Linked DNA regions of Homo sapiens: region 2 is linked to region 1. The links are chromatin contacts, found by Hi-C in ENCODE. All regions are on one chromosome and are shown on one strand. The core of a region is the stretch at or near the end of the contact, and the rest is flanking DNA. Distances in the headings are between cores, read along the strand shown. Region 1 holds the start of TCERG1 (transcription elongation regulator 1). Region 2 holds the start of GRPEL2 (GrpE like 2, mitochondrial).

Region 1 (6,658 bases), core at 2,849-5,348:
GAACAGGAGGAACCTGACAGGTGGAGGCTGCAGTAAGCCAAGATCACACCACTGCACTTCAGCCTGGGAGACAGAGCAAGACATTGTCTTAAAAGAAAAAAAAAAAAAAAAGGAATATGGATCGCATCAAAATAATCAGAAGGTCTTTTTCAAATTATATGCATCCCCAAAAGACACAGGCCACTGTTACTGAAGGAATGTCCAAACTTTTAGGGCAAAAAAAAGATAATCACCAAGGAAAGACACTCTGTTTCAGGCTTGAGTTAATAATGTACCCTACTCTTAGATTTTCTTTCCATCTGCCTCTCCTTTTTTCAAAAAGTCTACAGTATTCATTTCTGTACAATTTCATACTTCCTGGTTACAGCTTGAAGTTAAGCATTTAAGATCCAGAACCATAAAAAAGCCCTGTTAGGACTCCGTCTTTTGTTGTCAGGCTAGTTACATAATTTCTGAGCCTTGAGTTTCCTCAGATGTGAATGAGTAAGGAACAGAAAAGGTATCTGATATCACTGTTCAATGAGATAATCCCGGTGAAACATTTAGGGTGGTAGCTGGTACACAGTAAACTACTTCAACTATCATTACTTTCATTCCCCCACAAAACCTAGCAGTGTTTATCTGTAAAAGGCATTTCATTATTAATTTGTTATGGTTTTCAAAAGTCTGCCACTAAAATGGTGACAAAATTCACATAATTTCCTTTTTTGAATAGCCTGAAGTTGCCATTTTCTGATGTTAATTACGCACAGAACATGGGCTGGGCTCTTTATATTATACTGCTTCATCACAACAACCTCACCAGAACCTGCAATGAGGATTAAATGAGCTAATAAAGTACTTGGAATAGTGCTTAGTATGTAAGTGCTATCTAAGTTATTAGCTATCATTACTGTTTCTGTAACATTAGGACAGTAATAGTACTGGTAAGTGTTAAATAATATTAATATTAGTAATGTTAGCTATTATTACTATAATTATTATATCAGGCCCTGTATAACCTGGCCCACATTAACCTTTCCACAAATTCTAGTCTTTTCCTTTAAATATTTCAAGTTTATTACTTTGAAGCCTCTGCACCTGTTCTCTTTGCCGAGCATGTTCTTCCCCAGATTTTCACATAACTAGCTCCTTCTCATTACTCAGCCTCTAGTTCAAATGTCACCTCAAACTGTTTTCCCACTTCTGGCCTCTACAGGCCCTCTCAGGATCATTATTCCTAATTTGAGTTTTCGATTATGATAAATGCTATGAAGAAATCTCCCATTTACTTCTGTATTATCTTTAGCCACTAGTATATAGTTCCCTTTAGTATACTGTTGCAACACATTAAAACACATTATTGTTTTAATAATGATAGTAAAGTTCCTATATACCAGCATGGTTATACAGACATTATCCGTATTAACTCTTAATCCTCACTACAGCCCAATAAGGTAAGTTTGACACCATTTTTACAGAGGAAATGATAGCACAGAAAAATATTTTCTTAAGGCAGCTAGTCAGTGATAACACCAGAATATTCTTATTCTCATTTTATAGATAAGGAAATTTAGATTGCAAGTATCTTAAGTATTGATAGGTAAACAAAGGCTCTAGGGAAAGGATCTATACAAATGACTCTGGAAGTTACTTTAATGGTATTTGGAACGTCTATAAATTTTCCATCTATTGTGATTTGCATTCCTACCACTTACAACCTTTCTGAAAAACAAAAGCCTACTTGCATGAATAGAAGGAACAAAAATATTTCACAAGAACATCATGGAAATACAAACATAAGGTATTTTTCTACAATAGAAGTTCTCTATCCAGATATGCAATCTCCCCAATGCTAAAGACAATACTTTAACTGGAGGGGCAAGAAATAAAAAGATGCTACCGATATATGGGGGCAAATTGTATAAACTATGATTGAGGAGACCTGAGGTTTAGTCCAGACCCTGCCAACTACCCAGTGACCTTGTGTAAGTCACTTCACACTTACAGGCAGATTTAATCATTTGATGTGGTTGATTTCATTTACAATTTAGATGGCTCTTACTTAAGCTGGAAGCTCCTGCAGGACAAACCTCTTTTTTCGGTCTGGTTCAGGGCACTATTACCAGCACCTAGGTCAGCAACTGTCATGTAGCACACAATAAATGTCGGCCCAATAAGTGAAGTATCTTTAAATCTCCTATCTTCATTTATTTACAACATAACTACAGAACATCTCATTTGCCAGGCGGTTATGACAGACACACCATGAAGTACATTCAGGTTACAAATATAATGCAAAAATTAAGCCCCAACTTCTGCCATCAAAGAGGCCACATACACACCTAATTTCATGAGAAATGCTAAAATAAAGATCTGTACAGTATGCTCTGCAAGCAACTTCCAATCCAAGAGGCTACGGTATAAAATATTTGCAACAGGGCAAATTCATTTGCAAATTAAAGCTCTATTCAAATCAGTTGTGCAACAGTGTCTAGACTATTAATAAAGCCATTTGGATTTTTTTAAAGCTTTAGAAAGATACTTTCTAAAATGCAAAAGAATGTTCCCTAATAAATCCATCTGAAACTAGCTAAGTAACCTCCCTTTAAGATCGAAATCAGGAATAAACTTGGCATCGCTAATATTTAAAGATGCTGACAATTCACCTTGATCACTCATTAATACTGTATACATATGGAGTTTAAAGGATTTCAGATTCATCTCTGAAATAAAACAAAATTTCATTTCTGCCAAAGTGGAGATTTGTGTGTGCGACCATACAGAATCTGAAAGGCATTTTCCTCTTCTAAAACCTTGAATAACAATACCCATTTCCTTACACAATTTCATCTTAAGTTCAAGACAGTATCAACAGAGTCTTCATAATCTACCCTGCTCTTTTTCATTTTCAAACGTTGACAACAGCACAATTCAGAATGGGAGCTGAACATCTGAAATGCCATTTCTCCCATACAGAAAAAAACCAAAGTACCAAATACACATAAAGCATAATACCTCTTTTCCTCAAAAACCACTGACCAAAAGATTTCTCCAGGTCACTCTCATTTTACCAAATTTTAATTACAAACTCATAGACACTGAGGTTCCAGGGGAAAAAAAGGTCACTGCACTGTTCAAGGAAATGGCATGAGTAGTAGACGAATAGAACGCCAATTGGGATTGCAGGCTCTGAAACCTGACTGCCTGAGTTCAAGCCACTTCCTGGAGCCACAAATCCGCCTATGCAATCTTATTCTACTGACTCAACCTCCACGAGGCTGTTATCTCACCTGTAAGATGGGCGAGTAACAACTGAAGACCCCTCTGGTCTGTGGCCTGCAAAATGTTAATAGCAACTACTCCAAAGGGTGGTTGTGAGGATTAAATGAGACAAACCTAAGTAAAGGGTTTACTGGCACACGGTAAGTGCCTAATAAGGGGTTGCTACTGTTGTTGTTACTCACAACTACAGGATAATAAGGAATAAAGGGATGAAAAAAGGAAGAAAAGCCACAGAAGTTAAGAAAGGCAAGCAATGAGGGGGATGAAATGAAAGGGCAAACGTGGGGAGCCCAAAGAGCCGCGGAGGGCGTGGAGAAGGCTTAGCCAGAAGTGGCGAGGGGTACAGGGAAAGTAACTGCGGAGTGCAGAGACGTCGATGAGGAAAATCAGGCCCGCAGCGGAGCGCGGCCTGGGGACAGACTCAGGTCGGCCGAGACGGAGGCGACACGCGGCTGAGGCGGGGCCCAAAGGCGGGAGCACCGCGCCCGGCCAGAGGGCTGCAGGCCGCGAGAGGCGGCGAGGCCCCAAGAAAGCACTAGGAAGCAGCCAGGGAACGCGCAGGAGGCCCTGGCCCAGCCCGGGCCCGGCTCTCATTCAAGCCACCTTCCCCTTCCCCCTTCTTAAACCCCATGCGGTCCCGGCCCGGGCCGCCCGGCTCCGCTACCCACCGTCCGCCCCGGATCTCCACATGGCAGGTCTAGCGTCTAGCCTCTGGGGCTCTCGTGAGCAGAGATGTGAAGGAGGGCAGCGTTCCTTACCTGAGCTCCCCCGGGTTGAATCGTTCACTCTCGCCCCCGTCCCCGCCACGCTCCGCCATTACAGAGGGCCGCGTTCATCCACCCGCCGACCCGACGTCTCCTATTGGCTAGAAAAATCGTCAATCCCCAACGAGAGAGGCGGAGACAGCAGAAGTCTGAGATGCGGTTGGTCAAACTTTCCATCAATCTTCGAAATGGGGGCGATATGTTCTTTGCTATTGGGCAAGGCGCCCGCCGACTTTGAAAGCGGTATGAAGACAGCCAGTTGATTGGTGACTCGGGGGCTTTATGGGAAATGAGATTTTAGCAGTGAGGAACCGCCGGCGCCCTCTCGCGGTAAGCAGAACTAAGTCCTCCCAAGTTCGGCTCAGCCTGCGGTAGCCACGTGTCTGTCGGCTTCCAGGAGAGCCAATTGTGGAGCCATATTGGCCAGTAGTAGCTCAGGCGGAGAGCATTTCCACTGGGCAAGCCAATCAAAATCGACCTGGGCCGCGCCTAAACCGATTGCACAGTTGCTGTGGAAAGCCGCTATTTCCTAGCTTTACAGTAGCAGGAGTCTTAAGTCACCACTCAGCTCTATATCCATGTTATTAAATAATATATTATTAATTACAAGAATACCTCCCAAATTATACTAAACCGTTGCAAGCCAATAGGTGTTATAAGTTGCTGCATTAAGAAAGGTAAATTGGCGAAGGCAAGCCTCTTTGCAATTTACAGCTTAACCACGTCTCCCTCGATCTCAAAATGTGCTTGTCTGAAATTAGCACACCCAGAATACCAGACAATTCTGAATATTTATTTAGTTTTTCTAATTAACAAAAAAAAAAGTTTTGGATTTGGGGTTTCAAAGGCACAATGAAGATGAGCCCTTTTATTAAAGTCGTAAAAATATTAAAATAATACTAATAGATAAATTTTACTTGGACCTAACCATGTAGCAAACCCGGATCTAAGTATGTCAGGTACGTTAACTCTTTTAAGATTCAAAAATTGCTAGGAGGTGGGTAACATAGTCACTGTTTGTAGATGAGCTTGAGGCACAGAGAAGTTAAGTAACTTGCCCAAGGTCACACATCTACTAAATAGCAGAGCCTGGTCTTAACCCCAGTCAGCGTAGTAGCAAAGCAGCACTCTTAAATACTGTAAGCCTAAATAATTGGATCCACATAAAAACATGTGCACAAATGTTCACAGCAGCAATATTCATAATAGCCAAAAAGTATTGTAACAACCCAATGACCATCAGCTGATGCATGGTTAAGAAGCATGGTATAGGCCGGGCGCGGTGGCCCAAACCTGTAATCCCAGCACTTTGGGAGGCCTAGACGGGCGGATCACGAGGTCAGGAGATCAAGACCATCCTGGCTCACACGGTGAAACCCTGTCTCTACTAAAAACAAATAGCCCGGCGTGGTGGCGGGCGCCTGTAGTCCCAGCTACTCGGGAGGCTGTGGCAGGAGAATGGCGTGAACCCCGGAGGCAGAGCTTGCAGTGAGCAGAGATCGCGCCACTGCACTCCAGCCTGGGCAACAGAGCGAGACTCCGTCTCAAAAAAAAAAGAAACATGGTATAACTGTACAATGAAATATTGTTCAGACATAAAAAGCCACATACAAAAAGGCCGCCTGTTGTATGATTCCATTTACATGAAATATGATGAAATTGCATTGCATTTCAGGCAAATACATACAGACAGAAAGTAGAACAGTGGTTTCCAGGAGGTAGAGGGGAATGAGGAATTGGAAGTGACTGCTGATGGATATGGAATGTCTTTTTGGATGATAAAAATGTTCTGGAATTGGCGCTGATGGTTGCACAACTTTGTGAATATACTAAAACCCATTGAATTCTATACTATTTATTTATTTATTTACTTATTTTGAGAGGGAGTGTCACTCTGTCACCCAGGCTGGAGTGCAGTGGCATGATATCAGCTCACTGCAACCTCCGCCTCCCAGGCTCAAGCGATCCTCACACTTCAGCCTCCCAAGTAGCTCCCACAGGCCTCCGCCACCACATCCAGCTAATTTTTTATATTTTTGGTAAAGACGGGGTTTTGCCATGTTGGCCAGGCTGGTCTTGAACTCCTGAGCTGAAGTGATCTGCCCACCTTGGCCTCCCAAAGTGCTGGGATTACAGGTGTGAGCCACTGCATACAGCCAACTCGTATACTTTAAAAGGTGAATTTTATTGTATGTGAATTATATTTTAATTCAAAAACACCATTCTACACTGAATTCCAGTTAAATATTCAAAATCAATTAAATATGATAAATTGTGATAAAGGCTTCACACAGTTCTGAGCATGAGTAATTGGAGGAGAGCATGGTGAAAATTTTGTTAAAGATGTGACATTTGAGGCTGGGTGTGGTGCCACAGGCCTGTAATCCCAGCACTTTGGGAGGCCAAGGCGGGAGGACTGCTTGAGTTTAGGAGTTTGAAACCAGCCTGAGCAAAATGGTGAGACCTCACCACTACAAAAAATCAAAAATATTAGCCAGGCATTGTGGTGCATGACTGTGGTCCCAGCTACTTGACAGGCAGAGGTGGGAGGGCCGCTTGAGCCCACTTGAGTCGAGGCTACTGTGAGCTGTAATTGCAGCACCGCACTCCAGCGTGGGATACAGAGTGAG
Region 2 (6,658 bases), core at 1-2,500, 2.9 Mb before region 1:
AAAAAAAAAAAAAAAAAAAAAAAAAAAAAAAAATTCTCAGGGCCAGTTCAAAGGGAAAATGGCCAAAGCTTAGACCAAGAAATAGGGTTGGGGAGTTGTGGCCAATCTCAATTCCTACTGCTTCAGAACTGGAGTAGGGAGACAGCTTACCAGAAGGAACCATTTTTCTTCTGGTCATTTCCTTACATCACCAACAAGCTGCCAAAAAGACTTGAGAACGGTAAGCAAAACCAAGTCCCGAAACCCTGAATGCAACCTCTCACTTAGGTGCTAGGGTAGGATGTTGGGTCAGGTGTGTTAAGGTAAAAAGGGTGACATATGTAGTTAAGCACATTTACCAGATTCTCCCGTAGCTTACTTTACTATTCAGAGGTCCAACCCTACCTCGTACTCAACTATTTTTATTCTCTATCCCAGGAAGAAACAGTGTAGGGGCAACAGTCTCTGAGAAAATTAATTAACATCGCTCATTAAATAAGAGCGCCGATTCCAACGCCCTGACTGGTTTCCAGCCCGGGTTCCACCACTTCCCAAATATTTAAGTTTGGAAGTTACTCAACTTTTCTAAACCTCACTTTCCTTAACTACTAAATGGGTAATAATAAAAAGAACCACCCATAATTCTGCAGTCGGCCTCGTAAGCGACCAATAAAAGCTGCCGATGGAACTTGTCTTCCGAAGGCTGATGCAATGGCCGTTTGGAGAAACAAGTTCAGCGGCCTCCTTTTACTGACAGGTACAACAGTGCCCGGATAACGGAGAAAGGACTGGCCTTAGGTCACACGGAGTGAGGGGAGAGAACCCAAATTTACCCACAGGTACCACAGGCTGGGAGAAGAGGCCGGGAGAGTGGTACATCCCTCCCTTGGGGGCTTAAGAGACTTCTCACCTTCCAGGCCATGCATGACCTCGGATCTCCTTACCTTCCTCGGCCTAAGAAAGAGGCACGGCTGATGGCCTCAGTTTCCCCGTCTGTAAAATGGGGCCGTGAGTGCACGGTCGTAGAGGCCGAGAAGCTTGGTCCCCTGGCCTACGCTCAGATAGCTCTCGCCTTCCAGCCCACAACCACCCCGGCTGGCTCGCTAGCCCCTCAGAGTCCTCACGCTCCCGACTCCCCGCCTGCAATGCTTACTTGCTCTCCCACGCGGCACTCCAGGCCAGTAGGCGCTGCACCCGCAGCCGGCCCGCCCACAGCGACCGTACGGCCATGTTTCCAATTTGGGCTGAGAGGCAGCGCACGCGCACTTGCTGCGAGTGAAGAGATGCTCCCGCTTAAAAACCAGCCTTTGCGGGCGTTTCCCTCTCAGGACTTCCGGACAGGAACGCTATGCTTCCGGTTGCCCGATGGGCCGCGCCGTTCCCCATCCGGTCGTCCGGAGCTAAGGCAACACTTCCGGCTCTCAGTGTGTTCCGCGGGTAGGCGAGGTCCTAGTAGTAACTACAGTCTCCGTGCTGGGCGCAGGGTCGGCAGCAAAGAAAGCAGATCATAGCTGTGCCCGCATGGAGCTTACTTGATATTATGAGCGATAAACAGATACAAGCGGGATGTAAAGTCAGAATATGAGCGGTGTTTGAAGGTGAGGGGCAGGTGTCGCGGAAGCCTAGAATAGAAATCTAGCCTTGTGGAAAGTTTTCCCAGAGGAAGGGGGTATTTGAGCTGAGCTGAAGAAAGGGTTCAGGCAGAGGGAAACATCTGCAGAAGCCTAATAAAGAGAGAAGAGTATTGCATGTAAGGGACTGAAATATACTGAGGCGGGAGGGCAACAGGACTGGTGGTTAGGAAGGGCTAGATCACGTGAGCGGTTTAAAACATCGCAGCCTGAACCATTGCCCATCACTCCTCCCAGTCTTTTTCTCTAATGCCCTTCTTATCGACTGAATTGTTTTTTTAAATAGTGTGTATTTTCTCATTTCCTCTCACTAAAATATAAGCTCTTTTAAGGCAGAGATATTGTCTATTCATTCCCATTGAGCAGTGCCCTAATGTAGGTGTTCAAAATTATTTTTTTTGAGATGGAGTCTCACTCTGTCACCCAGGCTGGAGTGCAGTGGCACGATCTCGGCTCACTGCAACCTCTGCCTCCCAGGTTCAAGTGATTCTCCTGCCTCAGCCTCCTCAGTAGCTGGGATTACAGGCGCCCACTACACCCGGCTAATTTTTGTATTTTTAGTAGAGACAGGGTTTCACCATGTTGGTTAGGCTGGGCTTGAACTCCTGACCTCAGGTGATCTGCCTTCCTCAGCCTTCCAAAGTGCTGGGATTACAGGCATGAGCCACCGCCCCCGGCTTCAAAAAACTTTTTTGCTGAATGCAATTTAGTCTGATTCTGATTGCAATGGAATGTGAAAATAAATAAAACCTAAAAGCTGTTGGAACCTCCCAAATACTTGAAGCTTTGAGAGAGATGTGGCTGTGGTCTGAGTCCATGTAGCATGTTTTGTAGTTCTGCTTCTTAGAATTATAGCTTAATTCTCTTCCTCATTGTTCTTGTTCTGTAATGACTAGGAAAGAGCAGAGACCAGATTTCTTCCCTCTCAATTACTGATGTTTGTAATAGACAGCCTCCTTTATTGTCCTGCACCTAACTCAGACTAGATGGTGCCCTGAACTGAACTGACCCCATGACAGTTACATCTGCAGGATGTGATGTTAAATGTACCTTTCTTGAAGGAAAAAGACCACCTTAACTACTCAGATCATTGTAACTGTGCATTAAGCCTTGCATAGAAAGATGTTGAAATTCTGTTAAACCTCACTGAACCCAACCTTTCACACTTTGGAACACTGACTTCCATCTTTTTTAAGACAGACATATTTTTCCATTCTGTGCTTCCTGGGCAGGCCATCCTCAACCTTTGTGCTTGAATAAACTCTCTTTAAACTAGATTCTGACCTTTTAAATTATTTTAGATTGACAGGGAACATGTGACAAAGGCTTTCATGTTTAAAGAGTCACTTTGACTGCTGTGTGAAGCAGATTGCAAGGTGTAAGAAAAGAGGTAGGGAAGGCAATATGTTGCAGTAGCCCAGGCAAGATGGGGCTATATTCTGTCCTGGAAGAACAGAGAGAGACCTTCCTAACCACTGTAAAGTAACTGTGTCCAGCACCCTTTTAGTTTCTTAGTATTTTATTTCTTTTGCTTCCTTGTTAAGGTTTTTTCCTCCAACTAGAATGTGAGCTTCATGAGGTGTCTGTCTTGTTCACCACTGATTTCTGACATCTAGTATAGTAGGTACTCAAGTATTTGTTGAATGACTTAATTAAGTTGGATAGTGTCAGTGAAGATAGGAAGATATGGATGAATTTTAGAGATTTAGGATGGAAAGCTGACAGACTGAGAGGATGGATTGGTGACTGGGGTCCAGGGCACTTGGAGTTGCCAGCTTAGTTACTGGATAGTCCCTTAATTTTTTTTTTTAAGGGAATGGGAAGTGTTCCTTGAGCACTCTGAATCTTGTCATAACATGGGTTATTTGTACTGTAGTTATTTGGGTCACATTTTCTTTCCTGCTTGTCTCTGAGTTCCATGAGGACAGAGCTGGAGTATTTTCATCTTTTTATCTAATCCGAGGTCCAACTCAAATGTGTCATGACCAATAACTTATATTTTCTTTTTGGCCTTATGAAAAGGGTGATATGGTTTAGGGAGGTATTATGATTCTCTTTTACATATGAGAAAATTGAGGCTCAGAAAGGTTGGTAAACCTATGCAAGATCCCGCAATAAGGAAACAGTGACAGTAGAATTCTGACAGACTGAACACTTGGCAGTGTTGGGCTTAGACCTGTGGCTTACACTTTGAAAAAACACAACCAAATAAGGCATTTTTTTTTTTTTGAGATGGAGTCTTGCTATTGCCCAGGCTGGAGTGCAGTGGTGCGATCTCGGCTCACTGCAACCTCCACCTCCCGGGTTCAAGTGATTCTCCTCCCTCAGCCTCCCAAGTAGCTGGGACTACCGGCATGTGCCACCGTGCCCAGCTAACTTTTGTATTTTTGATAGAGATGGGGTTTTGCCATGTTGGCCAGGCTGGTCTTGAACTCCTGACCTCAAGTGATCCACCCGCTTCGGCCTCCCAAAGTGCTGGGATTACAGGCATGAGCCACCATACCTGGCCTAAACAAGGCATTTTAACAACCAAGAACAAGTGGCATCTGTGCCTTAGCCATTTTGCTTACATTTCTCCTAGCTGCCTAACGTTCACCAGGTTGCTGCTTGCATCCATGCATTCATTCGTCTATTTATTAAGTGCTAGTGTGCTTCTGAATGTTGCAGTACAAGGGGAGGGAGATATATGGATGACATAGAGCTTTAAAATTAAGAATAAGGCTCTAGGGTCAGACTTCTTATATTCACATGCTGGCTCCACCAGCATGTAAATATAAGAACTATGGGAGCTTGGACAAGTTACCTGACCTCTGTGAGCTTCCATTTCCTGAACTGTGAAAACTAGGGCAATATAACTTATCTCAGGGTTTCAGTGAAAACTAAAGGGATAATACCTAGAAAAGTGGTTAGTTAGCACCAGGACTGGCTATCTAATTTAAAGGGCAAAAGGAAAAGCAGAACTCCTTGTTCAAATATGATTAAGAAGGCAATAGTAGAGCATTAAACCAAGAACAGGGCCCTTCTAAGCATGGGGCCCTGTGTGACTGCACAGGTTGCATGCCTGTGAAGCTGGCCATGGCTGACACAGTGCCTGACATATGGTGAGTGCTTGATAAATGTTAATTATTAATTACCCCCAGCCACTCCTCTGAGAGTTCATCTGTTGGTGAGAAAAGACACTTAACCCCAAAATAACTGCATAAGAAAGAGTATGACAGACACTGAAGACATAGTTGGAGAGTTAGGTGACATTTCAGGATCCACGTTTTAAAAAAGAACACTGAAAAGTAATTTCCTCTTCAGTGGAAAGAACACAGGCTTGTGAGTCAGACATTTCTGATATAGCTAATAATAGCCACTTTTTTTTTTTAATAGATGGGGTCTTGCTATTTGCTTAGGCTGGAGTGCAGTGGCAATTCACAGGCGTGATCATAGTGCACTACAGTCTCAAACTCCTGGGCTCAAGCGGTCCTCCTGCCTCAGCCTCCTGAGTAGCTGGGACTACAGGCGAGTACCACCATGCCTGGCTAATGAGAGCCACTATTGACTGAGCATTTCTTATTTCTCAGACACTATGCAAGATGCCTACTATATATTATCTTATTAAATCTTCCCAACAATCTTGGGAGAAAAGTAACAATTGTTAGTCCCATTTCACAGATAAGGAAAACAAGAATCAGAGCAATCAAGTGACTTTCCCAAGGTCACCCAGCTGGTCATTAGAGGCATGGCTCAAACCTAGCCCTATCTGGATCTGGGCTTATAACCCCTAAGTCCTACGCTCTGCCACTAATCAGTGGGTGATTACTGGTCAGGTTATTTTTCCTGCTGTGGTCTCCAGCTACCTCAGAGGGTGATAAAGTTTGAGTGAGGCTAAAGTCTGTAAAACCTTAGGTGGGTTAAAATATGTAACCCCTATAGCAAAGTGGCCACGGTTATTCTGGGATTTTCCTTCTTTCCTCTTGAGCTAAGCACTGGCACTTAAGAGTTAAGTGGTTTTATCTTTATTGGAAGGAAATGTGTTAAAGACAGACTCACTACAGTGTTGAGACAGTAGTGAGTAGCACAGTAAGGAGACTGCCCAGGACTTGAGGTCCTTGGTCCCTCTATAGAAGTATCAAGTGTTTGTAAAAGGTTTAGCACCCATGTGACAGAAAGAAGCCATCATCCTCTTAATTTCTCTTGGTTTTACTTAATATATAGAAGGGCAAACTAGTGGGCCTCTGAGTGCAAGATGAGGACTTCATTAGAATAAAGACATATTGCCTCCTGGATTTCTAACCCATAGCTCCAAGAGCCTCAGTGTCAGAACATAGGTAAGGGACTTGATTTACTGAGAGACCCTACCCTACAACATCCTGTGGACATTAGAGCTCTGTGCTCCTGTCACTGAGTATCACTGTGAGCTTAAAATATGTCAGCTGCTCCATTTCTCTTTCCTTTTGTGTATTCAGAGCTCTGATTTTAAAACACTGAAATCTGGAAGATTCCAGTAGCTGCACTCTGTCTAAAGCATATGAGGAATGACTGTAGAATTTGCATGTCCTCTATAGCTTTTGTTCACATGTATGCAGGCAGGGATAATGTTATTGATTGTTCAACCTATTTACCTTGACCAGGGGTTGTTAGTAATGCCCAATATGAATCAAGTTGGCACAAGTGTGATCAGATGATCAGGTCTTGTCTCTTTACACTGCACCACCAATGCTTCAGCACTGCCTCCCTTTGCCTTAAGGACTGGGAGTGCGATGCTGTGAATGGGATGGAAGGGGTTATTCACATGTGCTTTCATTACTTCTTCCCTTCCTCAGAAGGGAAGGCAAAGACATCTATAAAACCTTTACAGCTGTGCAGACTTCTGTATCCCTCCATCCTCATTTCCACCCTTTGTAAAGTCATAAGGATGCTCTCCATTTCCCTCTTCCCTTCTACTTGTTCCCTCCCCATATCCCCTAAAATCATGCAGACAATAAAGGCTGGTATTTTGGGTGCCCTGGAGAACGAGGGCTACTTCCTAGTCTTCTCTTGGTGTCTCCTTGTGAAAAAAG

The links. Hi-C counts contacts between places; a loop is a spot of excess contacts on that map. Pooled maps may share reads with other maps.
Region 2: a loop to region 1 is called in a pooled map, with 12 times the contacts of the local background. The contact joins the promoter of GRPEL2 here to the promoter of TCERG1 in region 1. A Hi-C loop is called at or near these places in 1 of 168 maps with a recorded cell type or tissue (naive thymus-derived CD4-positive, alpha-beta T cell), 2 of 37 single-sample maps with no recorded cell type and 11 of 50 pooled maps.

The regions. Positions count from the first base shown.
Region 1 is chr5:146,444,773-146,451,430 of GRCh38, reverse strand. TCERG1 (transcription elongation regulator 1) reads right to left here and starts at 4,098. Exons shown (of 23, transcript NM_001382548.1): 1 at 4,023-4,098. The coding sequence starts at 4,081. RefSeq lists a silencer at 3,730-3,809 and an enhancer at 3,728-4,435.
Region 2 is chr5:149,340,091-149,346,748 of GRCh38, reverse strand. It overlaps GRPEL2 (GrpE like 2, mitochondrial), which reads right to left and starts at 1,250. Exons shown (of 4, transcript NM_152407.4): 1 at 1,133-1,250. The coding sequence starts at 1,209. It overlaps AFAP1L1 (actin filament associated protein 1 like 1), which reads right to left. Exons shown (of 19, transcript NM_152406.4): 19 at 3,112-6,658. RefSeq lists enhancers at 318-941, 942-1,567.